Linked DNA regions of Homo sapiens: region 2 is linked to region 1. Evidence: read pairs that join two places in POLR2A ChIA-PET (ENCODE). Cell type or tissue: GM12878. All regions are shown on one strand. Each heading gives the region's core, and the rest is flanking DNA. Links, peaks and the distances in the headings are about the cores only.

The links. Peaks named below come from ENCODE experiments on the same cell type or tissue, not always from the same donor. Only the 100,000 strongest peaks of a DNase experiment are listed, where the experiment ranks them.
Region 2: POLR2A ChIA-PET joins it to region 1 with 6 read pairs; 2 of 35 experiments call an interaction of 5 or more read pairs at or near these places.

The regions. Positions count from the first base shown.
Region 1 is chr15:63,593,628-63,598,964 of GRCh38, reverse strand. USP3 (ubiquitin specific peptidase 3) reads right to left here. Exons shown (of 15, transcript NM_006537.4): 15 at 4,332-5,337. It overlaps FBXL22 (F-box and leucine rich repeat protein 22), which reads right to left and starts at 1,578. Exons shown (of 2, transcript NM_001367807.1): 1 at 1,220-1,578. The coding sequence starts at 1,572. USP3-AS1 (USP3 antisense RNA 1) reads left to right here. Exons shown (of 3, transcript NR_034080.1): 2 at 4,179-4,270. RefSeq lists an enhancer at 4,210-4,259. In GM12878, for the core only: no CTCF peak of the experiment used is centred there; no DNase peak of the experiment used is centred there; H3K27ac peaks cover 1,243 bases.
Region 2 is chr15:63,740,730-63,746,101 of GRCh38, reverse strand. The region is part of intron 12 of HERC1 (HECT and RLD domain containing E3 ubiquitin protein ligase family member 1); the gene reads left to right. Among named protein-coding and RNA genes, the nearest start is that of HERC1, 91 kb to the left of the region's middle. In GM12878, for the core only: no CTCF peak of the experiment used is centred there; no DNase peak of the experiment used is centred there.

The sequences.
Region 1 (5,337 bases), core at 1-5,000:
CACTTCACACCTTGCAGGTTTGGGGCATTAAGCTCGGTTCTCTTACAGTAAGAATGGAACAACTTCAGGACATGTTGTGCCATTCGCCTCCCCCCAACCCCCACCCATGTCACTCTAGTCTAATTCCTGGGCCTTGTTAAGCCCATCAAAATAGCCTTGTCCAGTCGGGGCCCAACCCCAAGTCCATCTTCTGTTTTCTTCCTACCAGCTCAAAAGAAAGGTGGGGTCACTACGCTGTTTCCTTCCACTCCTGTCGTGCTGCCAGCAAATAGCAGCTATGAACTTGGGTGGCAGTAAACTGGCTGAGTCTAGTTTTCCATGAACAGCCAGGGCCAGTTTGTTATATGATCAAGGGGGTGTTTTTCCTCAAAGGCAGCACGGGACTGGCAGAAGCTCAGTGAGAGGCTGGTTGAATAGCTCTGTGTTCTTGCCTGGGCCGCTCTGCCCATGAGGCTGGGACCATGGAGGGAGCCTGGCCTGGTGGTTCAGTGTCTATGTCTGTGTCTGGGGTGGGGGTTAGCAGATAAACACAAGATGTATTTGGGACATACTTACACTAAAATATTATTCACTGTTTATCTGAAATTCATATTTAACTGGGCAGCCTATATATTTGCTAAAATCTGGCAACCCTAGACTGGGCAAATCATACCACCTCGTGGAGCATCAGTTTGCTAATTTGAAAAATTAGGCTAAGCCACCCTCCTTAGGAATACTGTGTAAATCAGTAATTCATCTACTCCTGGAGTCTGGTTTGGCTCAGCTGACCTGAGCACCCTGGCTTCTCCACCTCTGGCTCCCCACCCTCTCTTTCCTCCGTAGTTTCCCAGGCCTTGAGGGCTGCTTGCTAGGCCTAATGGAGGGGTGAGCTGATTGCTGCATCTGGAAGCCTTTTCCCAGAGCCTGACCTTGAAAATCCAGGCCCAGCTGGACCCACCCAGCACTTAATGACTACCAGTACGGAGGCCCCACTTCTTGGTGTTTGCATGAAGCAGCCCAGGACCTGTGAGGCTAAGAGGAGGATTAGCAATTGTTTCCCTCATGATTTTATTGTCTCCTGGGGACCCTGCTTTGGGCGGTCTGGATGTCTGCCTTGGGCCTAGTTTGAGGCGCCCCGAAGGTGGAGCCATCTTGGTCTCGTAATTTGCTCTTCCCTGCCCCCCAAGAGGGAAGCCAGAGCTAGCGGGGCCAGCACTGCTCAGGAGGCAAGGTGGCCTACCTGTCGCACACCCGGAGGAGGAAATCATTGACCAGGCTCTCGTGCCGGCTGCAGATGCTTCTCTGGAAGGCACTCTTGAGCCAGTCCTCAATGCTGCACACCTGCACGCGGCTGGAGTGCCAGCAGATGGAGAGGCTGCGGAGTGCCGGGCCCAGGAGGAAGTTGTCCTTCTGGAGTTCAGTGAGGGAACGGAAGTGCAGCAGGGACCAGAGTGCGGGGTCCTCAAACACGTCGTGGAGCTGGGAGCAGGTCCTGGCAAGGCTCTTCCTGCTGTCCTTGTCTAGGAAGGAGAAGAGGTGCAGCAGGCACTCCCGGTTGAGCTGGGTTATGTGCATGGTGAGCAGTGGCCACATGTGAGTGCAGCTGCAGCCGGGGGACGGCTGACCTGCCTCCTCTCCTCCTCCCCGACTCTGGGCCGGTGGACATATATGGTTGAGGAATGGTGTTTATTTTTGGCTAACAACTGGTGCTGAAGCTCTGCGGAGGGGTGAGGGAAGAAAAGCCAGGACCCAGACACATGTGCGGCAGTCTGTGGTTCGGCTTATGTTCAGAGGGATTGGAGGTCCTGGCAGAAAAGGAGCCTATTGAAGTTACTTTCCTTAAAAGGGATTTTTTTTTTCCCTTTAGCTGACAATGGTGTTTAGCAGTGAGCACTTTTGGCTTTTCCCAAGGCGTTTTCATTGGCAGTGGTGGCGGCCAGGCCAGCTCTGTCTGGCTTTGCAGTCTGTACTTAGGGGGAAGGAGTGTAATTGTAAATGTTAACTGTTTTGATTTTCTAGTACATCAGTGTGAATCTTTTGCTCCACCCTTACTAGGAAGAAACCTGTTGCGTGTGGAGAGCTAAGGGTGACGGTTGTGAGTTGTGAGCAGAGTCCATGGCTGCTGCCTCATTCCTGTTATTTTTGTGCCATAGAGTAATTGTCTCCAGGCTAGGCTGGTTGGCCTTCAAGCCCTGCTGCCTGCCACTAGGCAGGGGGATTTTCCTGGGCCTCCCCAACAGCTAGATTTTTACCCTGAGTTGTTTCATAAAAGAATTTTACTGAAGTAGCTGCTTTCCAAAGTTGTGTGTCTGTGTTTTATGTTTTATTGGTGCTTTGTTGTTGTTGTTGTTGTTTTTGTAGTTTTGGTCAAGCAGTACTTTCTGTGTTTTAAATTTAAATTTACTTGGCTTTACATTTTCTCACTGATAAGGCCTTGTACTATGTATAACCTGTACTTCCCAAAATGTCAGGATGGATGAGGTAGCTCTTAATGTGAAACTGCTTGAAACAATTTTAAGTTCAGTATTTTAGTCCATCTTTGCCTTTAAGTTGACCACACACCATCCATTCTATGAGTGCCCTCCGTTCCCTCTTGGAGAAGCCAGTGGGCCACCCCTGCCCTCTCTGACTCAACTCTAGGCAAGGTGCCTGGAGGTACTATCCGTGAAGCTCCCCCTTCCTGAGTACCCGAGGCTTCACGATATGGCAGACCCGTTTCCTCATGCTGCTTCACTCCCAAACCCAGGACCCAACCTTAACTCTCCTGCTTTGAATCCCAGTCGTTGTTTTTTGGTTTGCTTGGGGGATGCTGATATGGTGCAGCTGTATAGGCCACGTTCTGCCTAGGCAATAGTGAGAAGAGAATGGTTTTTCCTCTGCCAGCCCAGGGACCACCACCTCAGTGGTTACTTCTGTTTGTTCTCCCATTTGGAATAAGAGGGAATGGGAATCCTTGTGTTTTCCCATAGACACAAATGAAGCAGCCTATGCTGAACCCACTTCTGGAACTAAGGTTTGGTCAGGGCTGGTGCAGCTTTGCCTTTAAAGCAGAAGGCAGTCAAGCAAAGAAGGAAGTAGCCATTGTCAGTGGCTTTCCTGAGAAGCCAGCCTCAGCTGGTGCCCCTGTGCCTCCATTACTCCACCATGCCAAGATGAAGTACAGTAGGGGGTTCTCTTAAAAACAAACCAAGGAGGTCGAAAGGAAGCATTTCCCAAGGAAGGGGAGCAAGATACTGCTGCTATTTCAAGCTCATCAATGTAGTTCTGAATTATAGCTGACACCCTAATTTAGGCTCTGTCTAGGTGTACTTCTCCACTTAAAATGGATGCTGCAAAACCACAGGTGGTGTTATTAGAAAGCCACATTATCTCCACTTTCCCTCCCCAATCCTCCTCAAACCAATGCTTTTCAGAGGGTTTGACCCTTAGGAATAGGTGGTTCTTTCCACTTCTTGCAAGGCCAGAGTGGTACTTGTGCCTTCCACTGAGTAAGTGTCACTGTGCTTCAGCATGGCTTCCAAGTTGCACTACTGCAGCCCAGCTGGAATGGCAAAAGATTGGCAGGGAGAACATTTAGAGCATTGCCCCTCTGCTGTTCCTCCAGGTAGGCTGCAGGAAGCATCCTAGACTACCAGGGCCAGGGGGAATGTGCTCCTGCATGCTGCAGAGGGTCTGAGGCACAGCCAGGAGATGACGAAGCTCTGCCCCTTTGGGCTTGTCCAGAGCTATGCTGTTTGGCAGCAGTGACAGCAACCACGCAGCCTCTGACCAGCACAGCTGCCAAAAGAATGTGCCCTACGGAACAAGGATGCATAACAATTTGAGCTGCAGGCACCTGTGTCTTCAATTTTAGAAGACTGACAAGAACAGGCAAAGGATGACTGTGGAAACAGGGTTCTGTCTGCAGGAGGCATGGGGGCAGGGAAGTAGTCTATAGGAACTTACTGTAAACAGGATGTTTATTTAAAAGCACTTATTTGCCTGTTTTACCTTAAAAGATGACCAGTATCCTTTGCTCAGAGCCCCAAAACTAGTGCCTCAGGGTAGAGTCTAGCTCTAAAGGGGAAGGGAAGGGGCCTCATTTTTATAAGATCAATAGTCACAAGAGACTGAGGGTGATTTCACTGGGCAAGGCCGAGTGGGACCTCAGGCACCTGACTGCAGGCACTCATCTCCAGGCCATCACTTTGCCCATACAGGTCACTTCATCCTGGCCCAGGTACTGCAGCTCCAAATCGTGGGGATTCTGTAAGAGCTTGCTACCTGTTGACTGAGGAGGCCCACGAGTTGAGTAAGTACATCATCATTTATGTGGCTCTACTGAAAAAAGGTGTTCAGAAATAAGTCAAAAGGAAAGAGAACAGACTTTTAATGATATTTTTAAAAACAGTTCAGGTTGGTGAAGCAGAAAAGGGATGTGATTACAATTTAAATGAATCAGTCACTTGCACAATTAATCCTCTTGGCATCATACAAACTGGGTTTTAATGGCAAATGATGACATCATAGCATGACCAACACTCATGGAAGGCAGTCTAGAGTCCATCACGCTCACACCTGAGGGGGAAGGCACTGCACCCACTGACGAGACGCAGAGACCTTGGACTACAGATGACACCACATGCCCACTTCTCCTTCCTCACCTTCCTATGGCTACTCCTAGTCACCTGGGACCCAGGCCTTGGCTGCAGGAACAGACTTTTTCCATCGGCTTTTCCAGGGCCCAGGTGAAGAGGCCACTTCAGCAACAGAGGGTACAGGAGAGAGTTTAGGGGCTGGTGGAGATTAAAGTGGGATAAGTGTATCTAAATAGACTTATGTACACTAAACCAATGAAGGAGAGGTTTGGCTTTAAGAAATAAATATGCCCCCAACCCCAGAAACCAAGCTGCTGAGTAGGTTCCACAGGCGAGATACACATTTAACACTCACCCCGGGCCAGTACACTTGACTGGTTTAATTCTAGTACATCTGTCATCACTATACACTGAGTAGAATACAGTGGATAAGCAAAGGTTTCTCCACCATGGAGAGAGATTTGTGTTGCCACAAACTGTTTCTGTCACCCACCCGTGTGGGGACTTCTGAGAAAGTTTTCTTGTTCCAAGGAGCCATGTGACTCAGCGCGAGGCCCTGCCTCAGCAGAAGCTCTGAGCCAGAAGCCACATATATTGCTGGAGACAACATGGCACAAGGGAAAAGCCCTGAAGAGGACAAAAGATCAGCTTTCAAAATAGGTGTGGTAAGGCTGCACAGTTAAAAATGAAAACACAAATAAGCACATTTACATCACTGCTGTTCAAGTGCACAATTGAGATGGATCCAATCACTTTTCTAAAGAATCTTCACACCATTCAA
Region 2 (5,372 bases), core at 319-5,318, 150 kb before region 1:
AATTAGAAAAAGAAGAGTCAACTCAACCCAAAGCAAGTAGAAAAAAGGAACTAATGTAGATTAGAGTGAAATTAAAAAAATAAAGAACAGAAAAACAATTGAGGAGATCCAGGAAACTAAATGTTTGTTCTTTGAAAAGACAAAATCAACAAACCTCTGGCTGGACTGACCAAGAAAAATGAGAGAGGACTTAAATTACTCAAATCAGGAATGAAAGACAAGATATTACTACTGACCCTACAGAAATCAAAAGGGAAATTGAGAGGCAGAGCAAGATGGTGGAATAGAAGGCTCCACTGATCATTCCCCCTGCCAAGGACACCACTTTAACAACTCTACACAGAAAAAACCACCTTCATAAGAACCAAAAATCAGGTGAGCACTTACAGTACCTAGTTTTAACTTCATATCACTGAAAGAGGCACTGAAGAGATAGAAAAAACAGTCCTGAATAGGCAGTGCCACTCCTCCCCCTGCAGCAGTGGCAGTATGGTGCAGAGAGTGTCTCTGGGTGCTTGGGGAGGGAGAACACAACAATTGTGAGGCATTGAACTCAATGCTATCCTGTTAGAGCAGAAAGGAGAACTGGACCAAACTCAGCTGACACCTGTGCACAGAGGGAGCATTTAAACCAACCCTAGCCAGAGGGGAACTGCTGATCCCAGTGATCCAAATTTGAATTCCTGCAAGGCTTGCCACTGAGGGCTATAGTGCTCTGTGTCTCCAAGTAAACTTGAAAGGCAGTCTAGGCCAAAAGGACTGCAACTCTTAGGCGAGTCCTAGTGCTGAACTGGTCCCAGAGACAGTGGACAGAGGGGCAGGTGACATACTGAGACACCAGCTGGGGTAACCAAGGGAGTGTTGGCTCACCCCCCGCCTCCCCGACCCCAATGCCAGGCTACACAGCTCGTGGCTCCAAGAGAGACCCCTTTCTTCCACTTGAGAGGGAAGAGTGGGCAGGACTTTGTCTTGTGTCTTAGATAACATCTTGGTCACAGCAGGATAGGGGACCAGTCAGAGTCGCAAGTCTCCCTGTTCCAGATGCCAGCTCTCAGATGACATTTCTAGACATGCCCCAGGCCAGAAGGGAACCCACTGCCTTGAAGAAAAGGACTCAGTACTGGCAGCATTCATCACCTGCTAACCGAAGAGCCCATGGGCTGTGAATAACCAGCATTGATACCCAGCTGCTATGTCAAGGGCTTTGGGTGAGCCTCTGAGACTTTCTGGCTTCAGGTACCAGCACAGCCATGGAGGGACAGAGTACCAAATACACTCTTGGGATCCCTGATTCCAGGACTTGATTGTTAGATGGCATTTCTAGACCTGTCCTGGGCTACAGGAGAACCCACTGCCCTGAAGGGTGAGACCTAGGCCAGGCAGTATTCACCATAAGCTAACTTAAGAATCCCTGGGCCTTAAGCTTAAGGGAACAGTGGTGCTTGTCTGGCAATACTCCTTGTGGCCTGGGGTGGTGGTAGCTATGGGGCGAGGCTCCTCTAGCTTTGGAAAGGGGAGGCACAAGTGAAAAAGACTGTGTCTTGTGGTTTGAGTGCCAGCTCAGCCATAGTACAATAGAACATTGGGTAGACCTCTAAGGTTTTTGACTCTAGTCCCTGACTCCCAGATGGCACCTCTAGACCCACCTGAGGCTTGGGGGACCTCACTCCCCCTGAAGGGAAGGACACGGCCTGGCTGGCTTTGCCACTGGCTGATTGTGGAACCACAGAGTCTTGAGCGAACATAGGCAATAGCCAGGGAGTGGTTACGGCAAGCTTGGGTGAGACCCAGTGCTGTGCTGGTGCTGTGCTAGCTTTAGGTCTGACCCAGTGCAGTCATAGTGGTGTTGGCCACAGGGGTGCTTGTGTCACTCCACCCCCAGCTTTAGGTGGCTGAGGAGAGACAGAGAGAGAGAGAGAGAGAGAGAGAGAGAGAGACACACACACACACACACACACACACACACACACACACACACACACACACACACAGTCTGTTTGGGAGAAAGTAAGGGAAGAGAACAAGAGTCTCTGCCTGATAATCCAGAGAATTCTCCCAGATCTTGTCCAAGACCATCAAGGTGGTACCTCTATGAGGCTGCAAGAACCACAACGTAGATACAGTTTAGATCATAATACCCAAGTCCTTTAAAATATCTGGAAAGCCCAAGAAGGATGGGTACAGATAAGCCCAGACAGTGAAGACTACAATAAATACCTAACTCTTCAATATCTACTGGCATCCACACCATCCATGACCTAACCAAATGAACCAAAGAAGGCACCAAGGACCAATCCTGGGGAAACAGATTTGTGACCTTTCACACAGAGAATTCAAAATAGCTTTGTTGAGGAAAGTCAAAGAAATTCAAGATAGCACAGAGAAGGAATTCAGAATCCTATCACATAAATTTAACAGAGATTAAAATAATTTGAAAGAATCAAGTAGAAATTCTGGAGCTGATAAATGCAATTGACATTTTGAAGAATGCCTCAGAATCCTTTAATACCAGAATTGATGGCAGAAGAAAGACTTAGTGAGCTGGGCATGGTGGCTCACGCCTGTAATCCCAGCACTTTTGGAGGCCAAGGTGGGTGGATCACAAGGTCAAGAGATAGAGACATTCCTAGCCAACATGGTGAAACCCCTTCTCTACTAAAAATACAAAAAAAATTAGCTGGATGTGGTGGCACATGCCTGTAGTCCCAGCTACTCGGGAGGCTAAGGCAGGAGAATCGCTTGAACCTGGGAGGTGGAGGTTTCAGTGAGCCCAGATTGTGCCACTGCACTCCAGCCTGGTGACAGAGTGAGACTCCATTTAAAAAAAAAAAAAAAAAAGAAAAAGAAAAAAAGAAAAAAAAAGAAAATACACAGAGGAGACAAAAGAAAAAGAATAAAAAAGGTTGAAGCACACCTACAGGATCTAGAAAATAGTCTCAAAGGGCAAGTCAAAGAGTTGTTGGCCTTAAAGAAAAATCTCATGAAGAAAAGCCCAGGAGCAAATGGCTTCACTTGTGAATTCCACAAAATATTTAAAGAAGGATTAAGACTAGTTCTTCACAAACTCTTCCAGAATGTAGAAGAGAAGCTAATACTTCCCAACTATATTTTGTGAGGCCAGTATTACCCTAATTGTGGACCAAAACATTGCAAGAAAAGAAAAACTATAGACCAGCTATTAAAGTACTCTGATGCATTCTTCAGTATCCATTATGAAGATAGATGTAAAAATTCTCAACAAACTACTAACAAACCAAATCCAGCAACTTACCTAAAAGATTGTACCCCATGACCAAATGGGATGTATCCCATTTTCAAAGTATGAAAATCAATCAATATAATACACCATATTAATAGAAAAAATGAACAAAAACAATGTGATTATCTGGATGCTGAAAAAGCATCTGACAAAATTCAACATTCTTTCATGATAAAAATATTCAACAAACTAGGAATAGAAGGGAACTTTCTTAACCTGAAAAGGGCATCTATGAAAAAGTTATAGTTAATATCATATTCAATGGAGAAAGACTGAAAACCTTCCCCCTAAGATCAGGAATAAAATAAAGACTTCCACTCCTGCCATTTCTATTCTAGCTGGGGCAATTATATAAGATAATGAAATAAAACTCATGTAGATTGAAAAGGAAGTTGTAAAACTATTTCTGTTTGCGGATGACATGATTTTGTGTGTAGAAAATTCTAAGGAACACACACACACTCATACACAACTATTAGGGCTAATAAACGAGTTCAGCAGAGCTTCAGGGTAAAAGATAAATGTACAAAAATTGTTTCTATACACCAACAATGTACAATCAAAGAATGAAATTAAGGAAACAAGTTTATGTACAAAAGCATCAAAAAGAATAGGATACTTAGGAATACATTTAACAAAAGAAGTGTAAGACTTGTACACTGAAGGAACAAAACATTATTGAAAGAAATTAAAGAAGACCGAAATAAATGGAAACACACCTCATGTTTATGGATTGCAAGACTTAATATTGTGAAGATGTCAATACTTTGCAAATTGGTTCACAGATTGAGTGCAATCACTATCAAAATTCTTGCTGGCTTTGTTTGGCAGAAATTGATAAGCTGATCCTAAAATCATATGGAAATTCAAGGATCCAGAGTAGCCAAAACAGTCTTGAAAAAGAAGAGGAAAGTTAGAAGGCTCACACTTTCCAACTTCAAAACATACTACTTTAGAGTTACAGTAATAAAAATAGAGTGGCTGTGTCAGAAGGATAAATATATAGATCAATGGAATAGAATTAAGAGTCTAGAAATAAACTCATACATCTGTGGCTTACTGATTTTCTACAAGAGTGCCAAAACTATTTCATGAGAGAATAGTGTCTCATGGTACTTGGACAACTGTATACCCACATGCAAAAGAATGAAGTTGGCCCCTTACATCATATACAAAAAAATTAAAGTGGATTAAAGACCTAAATATAAGAGCTATAACTGTAAAACTCATAAAAGAAAACATAGGGCCAGGCGCACGCCTGTAATCCCAGCACTTTGGAATGCCGAGGCAGGTGGATCACCTGAAGTCGAGTTCAAGACCAGCCTAACATGGTGAAACCCCGTATCTACTAAATAACAAAAAATTAGCCGGGTGTAGTGGCGTGTGCCTGTAATCCCAGCTGAGGCAGGAGAATTGCTTGAACCCAGGAAGCGGAGGTTGCAGTGAGCTGAGATCACACCATTGCACTCCAGCCTGGGAGACAAGAATGAAACTCTGTCTCAAAAAAAAAAAGATGGGCCCGGCGCGGTGGCTCACGCCTGTAATCCCAGCACTTTGAGAGGCTGAGGCGGGTGGATCACGAGGTCAGGAGTTCGAGACCAGCCTGACCAACATGGTGAAACCCCGTCTCTACTAAAAATACAAAAATTAGCCAGGTGTGGAGGTGCACGCCTGTAATCCCAGCTACTTGGGAGGCTGGGGCAGAAGAATTGCTTGAACCTGGGAGGCAGAGGTTGCAGTGAGTGGAGACCGCACCATTGCACTCCAGCCTGGGCGACAGGGCAAGAGTCCGTCTCACAAAAAAATAAAAAAAAAAACAACATAGATGTAAATCTTTATCACCTTGGATTAGGCAATGGTTTCTTAGCTATGACATCAAAAGCACAAACAACCAAAGGAAAAATAAATTGGACATCATCAAAATTAAAAACATTTGTGCTTCAAAGGATACTTTCAAGAAAATGAAGACAGCACACAGAATGGGAGAGATACTTGTAAGTCATAGATCTGATGAGGTTCTAGTTTCTAGAATATATAAAGAATTCTTACAGCTCAACAATAAAAAAGACAGATACCCCAGTTTTAAAAATGAACAAAGAATCTGAGTAGACAT